Linked DNA regions of Homo sapiens: all the other regions are linked to region 2. A link is a contact called in ENCODE Hi-C or POLR2A ChIA-PET data. All regions are on one chromosome and are shown on one strand. Each heading gives the region's core, a stretch centred on a gene start or an enhancer-like site at or near the end of the contact. The rest is flanking DNA. Distances are from core to core; before and after follow the strand shown. Region 1 has its middle 33 kb from the start of RREB1. Region 2 overlaps RREB1 (ras responsive element binding protein 1). Region 3 has its middle 110 kb from the start of RREB1.

The links. A loop is a pair of places that touch in the nucleus more often than their neighbours do. ChIA-PET counts read pairs that join two places held with the same protein, here RNA polymerase II (POLR2A). Pooled maps may share reads with other maps.
Region 1: a loop to region 2 is called in a map of B cell, with 2.2 times the contacts of the local background. The contact joins two enhancer-like sites. A Hi-C loop is called at or near these places in 7 of 168 maps with a recorded cell type or tissue (B cell, CD4-positive, alpha-beta memory T cell, GM12878 and 4 more), 36 of 37 single-sample maps with no recorded cell type and 19 of 50 pooled maps. POLR2A ChIA-PET finds 5 or more read pairs at or near these places in 8 of 52 experiments (GM12878, HepG2, Panc1 and 5 more).
Region 3: a loop to region 2 is called in a pooled map, with 2.2 times the contacts of the local background. The contact joins two enhancer-like sites. A Hi-C loop is called at or near these places in 1 of 168 maps with a recorded cell type or tissue (Right ventricle myocardium inferior), 1 of 37 single-sample maps with no recorded cell type and 3 of 50 pooled maps. POLR2A ChIA-PET finds 5 or more read pairs at or near these places in 2 of 52 experiments (MCF 10A and activated naive CD4-positive, alpha-beta T cell).

The regions. Positions count from the first base shown.
Region 1 is chr6:7,072,198-7,077,061 of GRCh38, forward strand. No RefSeq gene overlaps it. Among named protein-coding and RNA genes, the nearest start is that of RREB1, 33 kb to the right of the region's middle. RefSeq lists an enhancer at 1,463-1,702. Within about 2 kb of position 1,739, at least 5 of the 41 ENCODE cell types and tissues checked have a DNase peak (open chromatin) inside an H3K27ac peak, as active enhancers do.
Region 2 is chr6:7,237,322-7,241,590 of GRCh38, forward strand. RREB1 (ras responsive element binding protein 1) reads left to right here. Exons shown (of 13, transcript NM_001003699.4): 11 at 3,117-3,281. Among named protein-coding and RNA genes, the nearest start is that of SSR1, 74 kb to the right of the region's middle. Within about 2 kb of position 1,675, at least 17 of the 41 ENCODE cell types and tissues checked have a DNase peak (open chromatin) inside an H3K27ac peak, as active enhancers do.
Region 3 is chr6:6,997,007-7,001,906 of GRCh38, forward strand. No RefSeq gene overlaps it. Among named protein-coding and RNA genes, the nearest start is that of RREB1, 110 kb to the right of the region's middle. RefSeq lists an enhancer at 4,370-4,664. Within about 2 kb of position 1,270, at least 2 of the 41 ENCODE cell types and tissues checked have a DNase peak (open chromatin) inside an H3K27ac peak, as active enhancers do.

The sequences.
Region 1 (4,864 bases), core at 489-2,988, 170 kb before region 2:
CACCAATTATGTATATCTTCTTCAATGCCCCAAGAACGTTGTGGTTTTCTTTATAAAACTTGACCTGTAGAATATACAATCCAGTCATGTGTCACTTAACGAAGGGGAGGCATCCTGAGGAATGCATCATTAGGTGATTTTGTCATTGTGTGAACATCAGAGTGTACTTACACAAACCTAGATGGTATAGCCCACTACACACCTAGGCTATATGGTATGTAGCTTATGGCTCCAAGGCTACAAACCTGTACAGCATGTTATTGTACAGAATACTGTAGGCAACTGTAACACAACAGAAATTATTTGTGTCTCTAAACATATGTAAACATAGAAAAGGTACAGTGAAAATATGGTGTTATAAGGAATGTGTATATACTATCCCTCATGGGACCCCTGTCATATATGCAGTCCATTGTTGACTGAAATGCTGCAACTGTGTGTATTCCTACATCTCCCTACATACGTAGAATATATTATATTACATATGTATTAGTGTATAGTAAATATTCCTACATATCATATAATATATAGGAATATATATAACTTTTAAAATATATTAAAATACCTTAAAACTTTTGATGCTCTTATAAGTGGTATTTTTAAGTGTTTCTGTGTACAGTGTTGTGTTTAGTTAGTATGTTTTAAGAGCTGATTATGACCATCTTTGATAAATACTTAAATACTTGTGTTGCATGAGGTACTGCTTGGAGGCTGGGCACAGTGGCTCATGCTTGTAATCCCAGGACTTTGGGAGGCCGAGGTGGGCAGAACACTTGAGGTCAGGAGTTCGAGACCAGCCTGGCCAATGTGGTGAAACCCCCATCTCTACTAAAAATACAAAAACGAGCCGGGCGTGGTGGTGGACACCTGTAATCCCAGCTACTAAGGAGGCTGAGGCACGAGAATTGCTTGAAGGCAGGAGGTGGAGGTTAAAGTGAGCCGAGATTGTGCCATTGCAATCCAGCCTGGGCGACAAGAGCCAAACTCCGTCTCAAAAAAAAACAAAACAAAACAAAACAAAAAGAGAGAGAGAGAGATACTGCCTGGGACCAGAAATATGGACACTTTTATCTGGCTGATGGCCCATCACGATTACTGCTCTGTTCTCACAGGGTTGAACATTTTACTCACTTTACATGATTTTAAACCACTGTATCCCATTGACTTCTGTTGTTGAAACAGAGGATTTTGGCAGCCTGGTTCATTTTCTCTTGTATATCAGGTTCTTTGGGTTCACTATTTTCTTTTTAATAAGATCATGATATTTCAGTGTTTACCTATAGCTCACCCACCATTTAGGTTTTATTTCCAGTGCTCTCATGCTTCCCTAAATCCTGTACGAAAGATGCTATGTCAGGAGGCACGGTGACTCAGGCCTGTTGTCCTGGCACATAAGAAGGCGAGGTCAGGTGTTTGAGACTAGACTGAGCAACATAGGAAGCTCTCATCTATTAAAAAAACAACAAAAAAACCAAAAACAAAAAAACATGCTATGTCCTTGGCTATTCGAGCCACAGCTTTGTGCATTGACACACATCCAGCATCAGCAAGCTTTTTCTAAATGAGAACAAGCGTCATTCCTTTGTCCATTTGTCAGACTTGTCACATATGTCTCTATGGGATTATAGTTTTTTTAAAAAAAGAAAAGAAAGTAAAGGGGGAAATATCTGTAGGTTCCCCTTGCCTGTGTGTTCCTCTGCTTTCAGCTCTTCAGCACAGGCAGTCTCGGTCACGTGGCCCTGCTCACGCAGGGCCCAGACCCACGCTGCGAAGCTCTGTATGATTGTGTTTTGGGTTGCAGGAGGCAGAAACTCAAAGTGAAACCAATGAAAAAAACCAATGTGTTCTTAATGGTTTTTACCTAAACCATAAATCCCTCTCTTCGAGGGAGAGGGGAATCACCCAAGATTTGGCCCAGTTCCCTCATTAAGTTCCAGGGCTATATTTGTCTGTATTTTTTCTTTTCTTTTCTTTTTTTTTTTTTTTTTTTGTTCATATGTGTGTCAGTTTGGTGACGACCTGTGTCCAACTCACTCAAGGAAGATATTTAAAATGCAGATTCCAGGGCCTGATCTAGACTAAGGGAATAAGACAGTGGGAAGAGGAGGAGGTAGAGAGTTGAGTCTCCTGACTCCCTGGTGGTGCTGACAGTCAAACAGGACTTACTAACAATGATGAAGGTATTATGGGCTCAGATTTTTATCCATCACTACATTATCACTAAATTTTTTTTTTTTTTTGAGACCAAGTCTCACTCTGTTGCCCAGGCTGGAGTGCAGTGGTGTGATCTTGGCTCACTGCAACATCCGCCTCCTGGGCTCAAGCGATTCTCCTGCTTCAGCCTCCCGAGTAGCTGGGACTACAGGCGCACACCACCATGCCCAGCTAATATTTGTATTTTTAGTAGAGACGAGGTTTCACCATGTTGGCCAGGATGGTCTCGATCTCTTGACCTCGTGATCTGCCCACCTCAGCCTCCAAAGTGCCAGGATTACAGGTGAGAGCCACCGTGCCAGGCTTAATTTTTATATTTTTAGTGGACACAGGGTTTCACCATGTTGGCCAGCCTGGCCTCGAACTCCTGACCTCAGGTCATCCACCTGCCTCAGCCTCCCAAAGTGCTGGGATTACAGGCATAAGCCACTGCGCCTGGCCTAATGGAACATTTTTTACCAGGTTTAAAATAAGATATCTAATGCCAGATGCTGTGGCGCACACCTTTAGTCCCAGCTGCTTGGGAGGCTGAGGCAGGAGGTTTGCTTGAGCCCAGGAGTTTGAGACCTGCCTGGGCAACATAGTGAAACCGCATGTCTATATGAATAAAATAAATAAATAAATAAATAAATAAATAAATAAAATAAATGAAATAAGATAGCTAACACTTATTAAGTGCCATGTGTCAGGCAGGCACTTCACATTTAAACCTATGTGTAGGCTACTATTGTTAGTCCCACTTTATAGAAAAGGAAACTGAGGCACATAGAGTTTAAATGCTTTGCCCTGAGTCAAACACCTGAGGCAGAATTGTCATGTTCTTTGACAATCTTCAAAGCAAATTCACGATATTTGTTAATTACAAAATAACGGAGTCTCTGGCACAAATGGGCCCAAAGAGTCTGCTTGGATCATAATCATGCCTTGGTGCTATATTAGGTCCCTTATAAATTATTCATTCTTTTAGCAAGTTCTTACTGAGCATTTAGAGTCCCCGTGGCTTGGGACAGGTATTCCACAAAAGGGAGGGATGTACAGGAAGTTATACAGACAAACTAGAAACTTCTTAGCAGATGCCTGTGCATAAATGAGAGGACTTGGATTAGGGCTGGGGGGAGCGGTGCTGACAGAATTACTGTCCAGAGAGCTGTTATCTTGTTATCTGTTATCTTGGCTGTGTGCTAAATGTTTTAGGTGTATTTTTTTCATTAATTTCTCACAAGAACCCCACTGGGTTAAATTCTATGAATAATCTATTGAACAGGAAACTGAGGCTTAGAGATGTGAAGAGACTTGCCTGTGGTCATATGGCTTCGGCCTCATGGTTGTGATATGAAGGCAATGCGTATCTCTCTCTGGACCCTGGCTTTCATCCGCTGGATTTTCTGCTTTCGTCAAATAGGATTTTGTTTTCTAGAAGAGAACTGCCATCCCTCTGATAGTGACCCAGATGGCCCCATCACTAGGATCACTCTGGGCTTTAAAGAGATCATGGCTTATGATGTCAGTCATCGTTGGCTTGGCCTCTCTATTTTGTCCTCTGGTTCTGGTGTCCTCACCTGGCCCCTAGGGAATCCTTCAGAAATATTAGTATCAAGGCCATGTCCATGGCCTATAACCAGATTGGCAGATGTCTGTAGGCTGGAGGAAGCCAAGAACTGTTTTTGAAGGAGCATCATGGCTTTGTCCATCCACACTTACTGCTGTGCAGAGGTGAGGGGCCTTCTGTCCCTACTCAGGCTTCTTCATTTTCACTAGAGGATGTTCAATGTTTTGTATTGTTCCCTATGCAGATGGGTATTCAATATAATTTTTTTTTTGAGATGGAGTCTCACTCTGTTGCCCAGGCTGGAGTGCAGTGGCGCGTTTTCGGCTCACTGCAAGCTCCACCTCCCAGGTTCACGCCATTCTCCTGCCTCAGCCTCCCCAGCAGCTGGGACTACAGGTGCCCGCTGCCACACCCAGCTAATTTTTTGTATTTTCAGTAGAGACGGGGTTTCATCGTTATAGCCAGGATGGTCTCAATCTCCTGACCTCGTGATCCACTCGCCTCAGCCTCCCAAAGTGCTAGGATTACAGGCGTGAGCCACCGCATCTGGTCTCAATATAATTGTTTTTGAGCCACTTCAGAAGGGTAAAATGGAAGAAACCTTAGAAATTTGATGTCTCCATTTTACTGAAAAAGGAAGGAAAAACCTACATATTAAGTTACTTATTCAAGGTAACAACTAATTAGTGGCAAGACTGGAATCCAGTTCCTGACGCTCAGTTCAATATCTTCCTTTTACCCCTTTAATCTGATTTTACGCGAGGACTGCCCTAATGAGTCTGAATCTTGTCATGAATAAGCTGTAAGAAATTCAACTTCAAAATGATTCCTGTGGTGGGGCTTTGTTTTCAGAGGCAGGTTTACCTTCCTAATTATGAATTATTGAGGTTAATGATAAAGTGACTTTACATTTCTAAATAAATAGCGGCAGGTGATGGCAGAGGATCTCCTAAAATAGTATCAGGTCAGCTGGAAACTTTAATATTCAGCAAAGTAGAAAACCTACTTGTTGATATTACATTTGCTTATACGTGTTTTTAATGAGAAAGAAGAAAATCTAACAAAAAGATAAGAAGAGATGAGGTACATGTTGTTGTTACC
Region 2 (4,269 bases), core at 425-2,924:
GGTAATCCACCAGCCTCGACCTCCCAAAGTGCTAGGATTACAGGTGTGAGCCTCCGTGCCGGCCTTTTTTTTTTATTATTATTTGTTATAGAGACAAGGTCTCACTGTGTTGCCCAAGTTGGTCTTAAACTCCTGGGCTCAAGCGATCCACCTCCGTTGGCCTCCCAAAGTGCTGGGATTATAGGCATGAGCCACTCTGCCCAGCTGGCTGATGGTTTAAGCGCTCGCGTTGGGGCTTGCAGAATGCTGTAGGTCCTGAGTGCGCAGGTAACTCACTGTGGTTACAGGTGCTTTTACAAATCCCCTTCTAAAGCAGTTATTCGTGGCAGCTACCAAATAAATAGAATCATTTGCTACTTTCTATATAGATGGCTGGCCAACAAGTGTTTTTGAAACCTGCGTTATTATAAAATACTAAACGGGCCCGTTTTCCTGCATCCCTGCAATCCAGAGAGCCCACCACTATGTAAAAATGTCAGACTTACGCAGTGAAATGTGAGCTTCTAATGACTCATGTGAGTTGTTATGTCACTTTGGGAGCCTTTGTAGTTTGATGCAATACTTTCACATCATGGATTGTTTTCTGAATTTAGCATTAATAGGGACCTTCTCATGGGGACGTCAGCCTGGCAGTCCTAACCAACTGTAAAGGTGACGCACTTACCAGTGTGAAAATTACAGAGTAAACCATGTGACAGGGGGGAGCGAGAAGCCGATTGTTTTCTTTGAAATCAAGAATCCTATCATAGTAGCTTCTTACTTGTTTTCCTCTTGGCCCAGTTCTTTTCTCAATCTGGCCAGACTCAGAGAAGCAGCAGTGTTACCTTTTGACAATAAAATGTTAAAAGTACTTTATTTTTACTTGAAATTATTAAATACTGTGTTCAATTTTAAATGAAAAACAATAAGTAATTTTTTTCATTTTATTTTATTTTTGAGACAGAGTCTGTCTGTCGCCCAGGCTAGAGTGCAGTGGCACAATCTCTGCTCACTGCCACCTCCGCCTCCCAGGCTCAAGCAATCCTCCCACCTCAGCCTCCCCAGTAGCTGGGATTAAGGTGTGCACCACCATGCCTAGCTAATTTTTGTATTTTTAGTAGAGATGGGGTTTCACCGTATTGGCCAGGCTGGTCTTGAACTCCTGGCCTCAAGTGATCTGCTCACCTTGGCCTCCCACAGTGTTGGGATTACAGGCGTGAGCCACCGCACATGACCACAAGAAGTAATTTGGAAGACGCACCATGAACACTGACATACTGTACAACTAGTCACACTTTTTTTTTTTAATGTGGATGTTTTAAAAATAAATTTTGCAGAAAACACCTGCAGAATGATATGAGGAGACCCTGAAAACAGTCAGTGGGGTTCTCCACTTTTGTTCAGGTTGCCTTGTGGAGCTACTCAGAAGCACACAGGCCGGATTTCTGGGTGTCTGATTCTGCCCTTTCCGGGTTTCTAATTCTGTTGTCTTTGATTGTTGCATCTTTATTCTTAAAAGCGCCTGAGGAGATTTGTAAGCATCATCTTAAAGGGTCTTTTAGCTCAGGAGGGAATCAATGTCCCCTGTCTCTGATTATTACTCCTGATGTGAAATTGTGGCCATGCTGTCATGGGGGCGGTGCCAGGTCCACACCTTCAGGCTCTGTATGAATGGCGCCCCCTGGAGTCGTGTGACACAGCCAGTGCCGGTTAAGGCTAGTCCCTCCTTCCCCTGGGAAAACACGTGGCCCCTCTGGCTGGTCCCCAGGTGCCAGGCCCTTGCTGTGCATTCACAGGGGAGTGCGTGGCCTTGGGCACCTGCACTAGTTCAGGCTTCTATCGACATTAATCTAACGCCAGAGGCCCCTGTGATCTGTGTTTCCAGGGAGCTGTGTTTAATTGTGGCAATCCTAGGGTTATGAGACAAAAGTACTGGGCCCCAGCTCTGAAGTCATGTTGGTTAACACACAAAACCTTTTACCCTGTAACATTAGCAACTGGGACCTTGGACTCCAGCAACTTGGGGGAAAGGGAGGAATTCAGTGATACACAAGTGATGCACCACCAACTTCCGCCTCCTGAAGGCCCCTGATCCCCTCCCTCCTCCTCTCTTTTCCTCTCCACCTCCTTTTTCCCTTGTGCTTTCTTTCTCCCTCACATGCATCCGCACAAACCCAGGACAAGTTGTAGAGGAGCTTCTATTGCATTTTGAAACATGATGTTTACAGCACAAAAGGAATCCAAGTAAAAGGAGAGGGTAGGCAGACCAAAGCAGGAGGGGACTGTGCCTCTCTCAGTGGCTCACCCATCTGTGCGTTTGGGATGGGTCTAGGGGCGAGGCAGGGCTGCCAAAATGTCCTCTTCACATGCACATCTGTTGAGTGGAGCACATGATCAAATGCAGACATAGTTACGTATTGGTCACTCATTTGCAACCAAGCTTGGAGCAGGGGGAACAAAGAACCTTTAATGAGAAGATCTCCTGACTGTTGCCACCTAGGACCACAGTGAACTTGAACAGAGGTCACTGCAGGATGTCTCGGCAAGTCAGACAGGAGTTGTCCTGGGAAGTCAGAACTCACTGCTCCCGTTCCCCTGTGGGAGGGACACAGCCACCAAGGCCAGGAAGGGGGACTGGCCACCCTGGCTGGGGGCTGTCCCTGACTTCTTCTCTTCATGGGCCCCCAAAGATACCCAGGGGTTCCCCATTGGATTTCCTAGTGTCCATATTACGGTGTCCTTGCCACACTAGAACTCGTTAGAGGGCGTCTTTCTCTTTGTGATAGAATATAGGTGTTTTCTTGCTGTGCTCTAAAATCTCTTCATTCGCTTTTTTTTGTTGTCGTTAATATTTTAATTGTAATACCGTTGTTTTACTTTAAATGTATATTTTTCAGTTTCATTTATTTTAGTATTTTGAGGACAAAAATTCATATTCCATTCAACTTAGGAAAAGGGAGAATGATCATTTTAGTCATTGATGGTTTTTTTTTTTCTAATGTGTTTTGTTAATTTTCTTGAAGGGATGGAGGAGGGGGGAACAACTGCCAATGATCCCAGGAGAATAAACAAAAGCGACTTTTCTATTTCATTGCAGTAGAAAGCCAGATAAATATATATTTTTTTTCCTGCTTCAGGTCAGAAACCCTTCCCTTGTCAAAAATGCGATGCCTTCTTTTCTACCAAATCTAACTGTGAACGCCACCAGTTGCGCAAACACGGAGTTACCACCTGTTCCCTGAGAAGAAACGGGCTTATCCCCCAGTCAAAAGAGAGTGATGTTGGATCCCATGATAGCACAGGTAGTGCCGCCAGGTGAACAAGAACCCAGGAAGAGGGAGAGAGAGGAGTTCGGTTAAGAATTGTAGCAAACTCCAGTCCGAGCTGTGGAGGGGCTGCTTGTTCACTTCTCTGTAGGATTCAGAGCCCACAGCCTGTTAATAGAAAGGCAGGCCCTGCTGATGATTGGGAGGGAGTATAACTCCTGGGTCAGATCGCCTAGACAGACAGCAGAAAACAGTGACAGTGCCCCTCGGTGACTCTCGGGGCTGCTAGGGAAGATCTGTCACCCTCTTGGCAGAAGAGGCCTTTGTTCCCGATGTTGGGAGGTGGGATGTATGGGAAGGCTTACAACTTTAGCCCTGGGTATGAACTCATCTAAAGGGGATGTGAAACCTAAAGGTTTGGGGAGCCTTAGCCGCTGCAGCCTCCTCGGGAGCAGGCCTGGGCTCCCTGGGATATCAGGGTATTGTAGGAACGAGGGGTGCGGTGTTCTTCTTTTCAATAACTCTCTTCCCGGTGTAAGACTGTCCTTGTTTGAAAAAGCACTGTGCATGTCCTTTCTTTAATCACATCTCTGCTTGACCTGAATCCGGGTATTATTCTCCTGTGCTGATGTGTGCTTCCTCCCTCCAGCACCCACAGAGCAATTAACGGCTGCCCGATACGTCTTGTGCCACCTTGTTTCCCTTATAGTTTCTGAATTTACTCATGTCCTCTATCAGTACACTCCATCCGCTCGGACTGCTGGGGTTCTCCATCCTCACCCCCAAGAGCAAACAAAACGAAAGCCAGCCTGCTGCAGGCCACTTAGATATCCCGCCAGTTGGCACTGATTAGTAACAGGGACAGCATCATGGTGCTGGGTCCAGTTTTGCAAGTCTTGAAAACCTGACACTATCTTGTGGCTGCGAAGAGATCCCCCCAGCTGTGTTTTTTTAGGGTTGTATTTGCGTCCTGTGGCTTCTATTCCTCAGACTAGGGTGGAGATGGGGTGCCCTGTAGTTACGA
Region 3 (4,900 bases), core at 20-2,519, 240 kb before region 2:
TTATTTTGTTGAAACTTCTTGATTTAAGAAGCATGCCACAAATTGCTATAAAGTTATAAAAGAGTAAGAAATTACTAAATTGGAGGCATCTCCTGTACAATCTAAAATTCAGGACCCCTTGTGAGAGGTCACTTGCTCCCTGTCGCCATGGAGGGGCATGGGATCTGTGCGTAAACATAAAATCTCTATGCACACATGTGTACACTTGCAATTAAGCCAAAGAATCTGCAGAGTATGTTTAAACCAGTGTAACACACCTCTCAGTCATCTTCACCCCAAAACGCTTTACAATGGAAATGGACTTTGTGCTCTGGGTTACTGAATTCTAGTCTTGGAAATATCCTCAAGCACGTGGAAAAGGAACTCGCACTTACTGAGTGCCCTCTGCGTGTCACAGACTTTACATAGGTTATCTCTAATGCTTATAGCAACCCTTCCAGATCTGAAGTTTAAGAGGCTTATATAACCTGCTCAAGGTCACACAGTTAGCAGGTGACAAAAGATAGATAACAAAAGCTACTGAAATCCTAGTTTATCTGACCCCAAAGCCTAGGTGCTTCCTCCTAGACCAGGGGGTTGGCAAATTACAGCCCATGGGCTAAGTCCTGCCCACCACCTTTGTTTTTGTACCACCTGTGAGTCAAAAACATTCTTTACATTTTTAAACAGTTGAGAAAAAGAAGAAGAATTTGTGGTGCGTTAAAACAATATGAAATTCAGATTTCAGTGTCCACATGTAAAGTTTTGTTGGAATGCGGCCCTGTCTATTTATTTACCTATCGTGTGTGGCTACTCTTGCACCACGATGACAGAGCTGATTGGCTGCAACAAAAACCATATGGCTGGCAAAGTCTAAAGTGTTTGCTTCCCTGGACCTTTTAATTTTTTTTCTTTAAGTAGAAATGGGATCTCACTATATTACCCAGGCTGGCCCCAAACCCCTGGTCTCAAGTGATCCTCTTGCCTCGGCCTCCTAAAGTACTGGGATTACAGGTGTGAGCCACTGCACCTGGCCTGCTTCCCTGGACCTTTACAGAAAAACTGTGCCTCCCCCTGCTCTAGAGCCTGTAGCCCTGTAGGTGATCCTTTTACGGATGAGAAAACAGAAGTCCACAGAGATTTAATAACCGTGTCCCAAGTTAAACAATCTTGGGAGAGATGCAGGTCTGACAGATGAGAAATCCTAAATCATAAATGTGCTGAGTTTCAAAGAAGCTCATAGATGGGTCAGCAAACCTGGCTGACCGCGATGGAGAGAGTGAGTGAGTGGAGTGGAGCAGAGCAGCCCAGAAGCTGCAGAGGTCATAGCAGAAATTCGGGCTCTGGTGGAGAATGATGCAATCAATTTGGGAATCTGAAATGACAAAGAGACAGAATATCCTGCCAGGAAGACACTGTCATCTGCAGCGTGGAGGCCGGATTAAAGGAGAGCACTCAAGACTCACTTGCCAGGGCAGAGTAAATCACTCTCAGAACTTGATCTTTCACTCAGTGAAACAAATAAAAGAAAATGGTAATAAACAAAAATCGTGGTACTATTGCAATTAATTTGTTCATAACATATTAAGAGAACGTTTATAAAATATGATTGTTTTTGTAAAAGAAATTGCATATGTATTTGTGTGTGTGTATCCATAGGAAAAAGCAAAGATAGATTTACATCAGCTTTCCAATGGTAGCTACTTCTACAGAGAGAGAGAAAAGAGAGGAGGGAAGCTCTCGTGTTCTATTTTATACAAAATTATATCATTTGAATTTTTATCTTGAGAACATAATATTTGCAAAAACTTAAAAACAAAATAAGTGATCTGTTATCTGTAAAATAAATAGACTGTAAAAGATTGTTTAGTGTCAGTGTGGAAGTCACTAGGAGGTAGCCCCCAAAAGCCATTAGGCTGGTAAAAATCTAAGCAAAGCCTGTAAACCAGTTCATTGCAAGATCTGTAAACTAATTAGCTGTATGATGCCAATACCAATTTCCTGGTTTTGATCAGCATATAATACTACATAAGATGTCACCATTGCAGAAGCTGAGTGATGAGTGCATGGGACCTCTTAACACTGTTTTTGCAACCTTTTGCTTTTTAGAAGTTTAAAATTGAAAATTGAAAATTGAAAAAGAGCCGAGCATGGTGGCTCACGCGTGTAATCCCAGCACTTTGGGAGGCTGAGGTGGGCAGATCAGTTGATGTCAGGAGATCGAGATCAGCCTGGCCAACACGGCAAAACCCCATGTCTACTAAAAATACAGAAATTAGCCAGGCATGGTGGTGTGTGCCTGTAATCCCAGCTGCTAGGGAGCCTGATACATGAGAATCACTTGAACCTGGGACACAGAGGTTGCAGTGAGCCAAGATCGTGCCACTGCACTCCAGCCTGGGCAACAGAGTGAGACTCTGTTTCAAAAAAAAAGAAAAAGAAAATTTTAAAAGCGGCTGAGCATAGTGGCTCATGCTTGTAATCCCAGCACCTTGTGAGGCTCAGGTGGAAGGATCACTTAAGCCTAGGAGGTCGAGGCTACATTGAGCCCTGATCTCGCCATGGCATCCTAGCCTGGGTGACAGAGTATAACCCATCTCAAAAAAAAATAAAAAAAAGAAAGTTTTAAAAGAAAACTACTAGGTGGAACTACATGAAGTTGTAATATTGGACTGTTTTTGACCCACAAATATGGCAATTTCATATAGTTAACTCTACAGTTAATCTAGGGAAAGGTGTAGCTGAATTAACTGTATTTGAACCTGTCTGAAAGAGCTTTGGCAACAGATGGAGGCCGTCTGCATGGGGTATGGCAGCTTCAATTCAGCAAGCCTCCTGAGGACTTCATGGTTTCGAGGGGCAGCTGTGGTCCTGGGGTTCAGCTCCCTCTATTCTGACTCCCCCCTCACTAAGCAGCACTGGTGCTGGGAACATGGGTTCCCCAGTCCCTGGGAAGATACGCAGCTCTTGACATGCAGGCTGATGATCCTTCCCTGAAAAGTTTTGTTAGCAAAAGCTGCGCAGCTGGAAGAGTTCTGGGTGAGTGGACAACATTATGCTTCAGGTCCTAGAAAGCTGAGGATAACCCTTAAGAGTGTGGTGGTCACAAGCCAGCACCACCCCTCGGGGTAGCCAGGCTCTCTCTGACGTGGCTTCTGCATGGTCAGCACTGACCAAAGACACAAACAAAGGGTGGACCTCAAAAGACCCAAAGGAGAAGTAGGATGCCTCAGCAGCTGCTCCACAGAAGCAGCCACCGTGGTGCCGTGGCAGCCCTTTGGACAGGGCTCCCAAATGTGCGGAATACTTAGGCTGAAGGAAAAGAGCACATTCTGGCCAGGCGCGGTGGCTCACGCTTGTAATCCCAACACTTTGGGAGGCCGAGGCGGGCAGATCACCTGAGGTCGGGAGTTTGAGACCAGCCTGACCAACATGGAGAAACCCCATCTCTACTAAAAATACAAAAATTAGGTGGGCGTGGTGGCACATGCCTGTAATCCCAGCTATTTGGGAGACTGAGGCAGGAGAATCACTTGAACCCAGGAGGTGGAGGTTGGGGTGAGCTGAGATTGTGCCATTGCACTCCAGCCTGGGCAACAAGAGAGAAACTCTGTGAAAAAAGGAAGGGAGGGAAGGAGGAAGGGAGGAAGGGAGGGAGGGAGGGAGGGAGGGAAAGGAGCACAGTCTCTGTTATAGGCAGAGTTTGACACAAATTTCCCAGGCCATAGAAACTCTGGGACTGGACTGAGGAATAAATGACCCTAGGTTATTCTCCTCGACAGCAGGACACCAATAAAATCGCTGAGAAAATTTGTCAAATACATTGTTTCAGAAAGAGTATTTGCATTTTCAGTGTCAAAAAAAAGAAAGTAAACTAAAACTAAACTTAATTTTAAGTCTTAAAATTAAATGGAGTATTTATTTTTTCCTTAACGTCTTTTGCCTGTTACCAGTACTAAAAAGAAATATTTTAGAAAGGTGTTAAACATTTGGGTGAGAGAATAGCTGAAGAAAGCAATACCATGGGCAACCACTGAAGTGCTCTCGGAGAAGAGCATGGAATGAGAAGAGTGCATTACTTTGCTAGTGCATTGCAAATGTCAGACTGCATTACAAATTCATAGACTGGGGGGCTTAACAGAAGTTTATCAACTCAAAGTTCTAGAGACTGTAAGTCCAAAATAAAGGTGTTAGCAGAGTTGCTTCTACTAAAAGGAAAACTTCAGACACATTAAATTTAGCAGAGTTTACATGACCAAAGAATGATTCATGAATAGGGCAGCCATCTGAAAAAGAAGAGGTTCAGAGAACCCCACCTAGCCTTGTGAACAGAGAGCTTTTATAGGCCAAAGATGGGGAGGCAAAGTAGACAAATCACCTGATTGGCTATAACTAGGCATTTGCCTTATGGGATATTACTGGTGTCCTTATAATAAGGGAAATTTGGACACAGAACACACACAGGGAGAATGCATGGTGTGATTTGTTGGCTGCTGCTGATTGGCTGAAACCTATTTGTTACAAAAATGTACTATTAAGTTAGGTTGTGGCTTGTTGTGTGGGAACTCTTAGAGACAGCCTCAGGCCAACAGCCTCCTGCTTATTGAATTCAACACTTCTTTTCAAAGGCTGTGGGGGAGAACCTGTTCCATCACTTTTTCTCAGCTTCTGGTGGTTTGCCAGCAATCTTTGGTGTCCTATGACTTGTGGAAGCATCCTCTCAATCTCTGTGTTTATCTTTTTATTTTATTTATTTTTATTTTTATTATTTTTATTTTTAGAGACGGGGTCTCACCATGTTGCCCAGGCTGGTCTTGAACTCCTGGGCTCAGGCAATCCTCCCATCTCAGCCTCCCAAAGTGCTGGGATTACAGGTATGAGCCACCACGCCCAGCCTATTTTTTTTTTTTTTTTTTTTTTT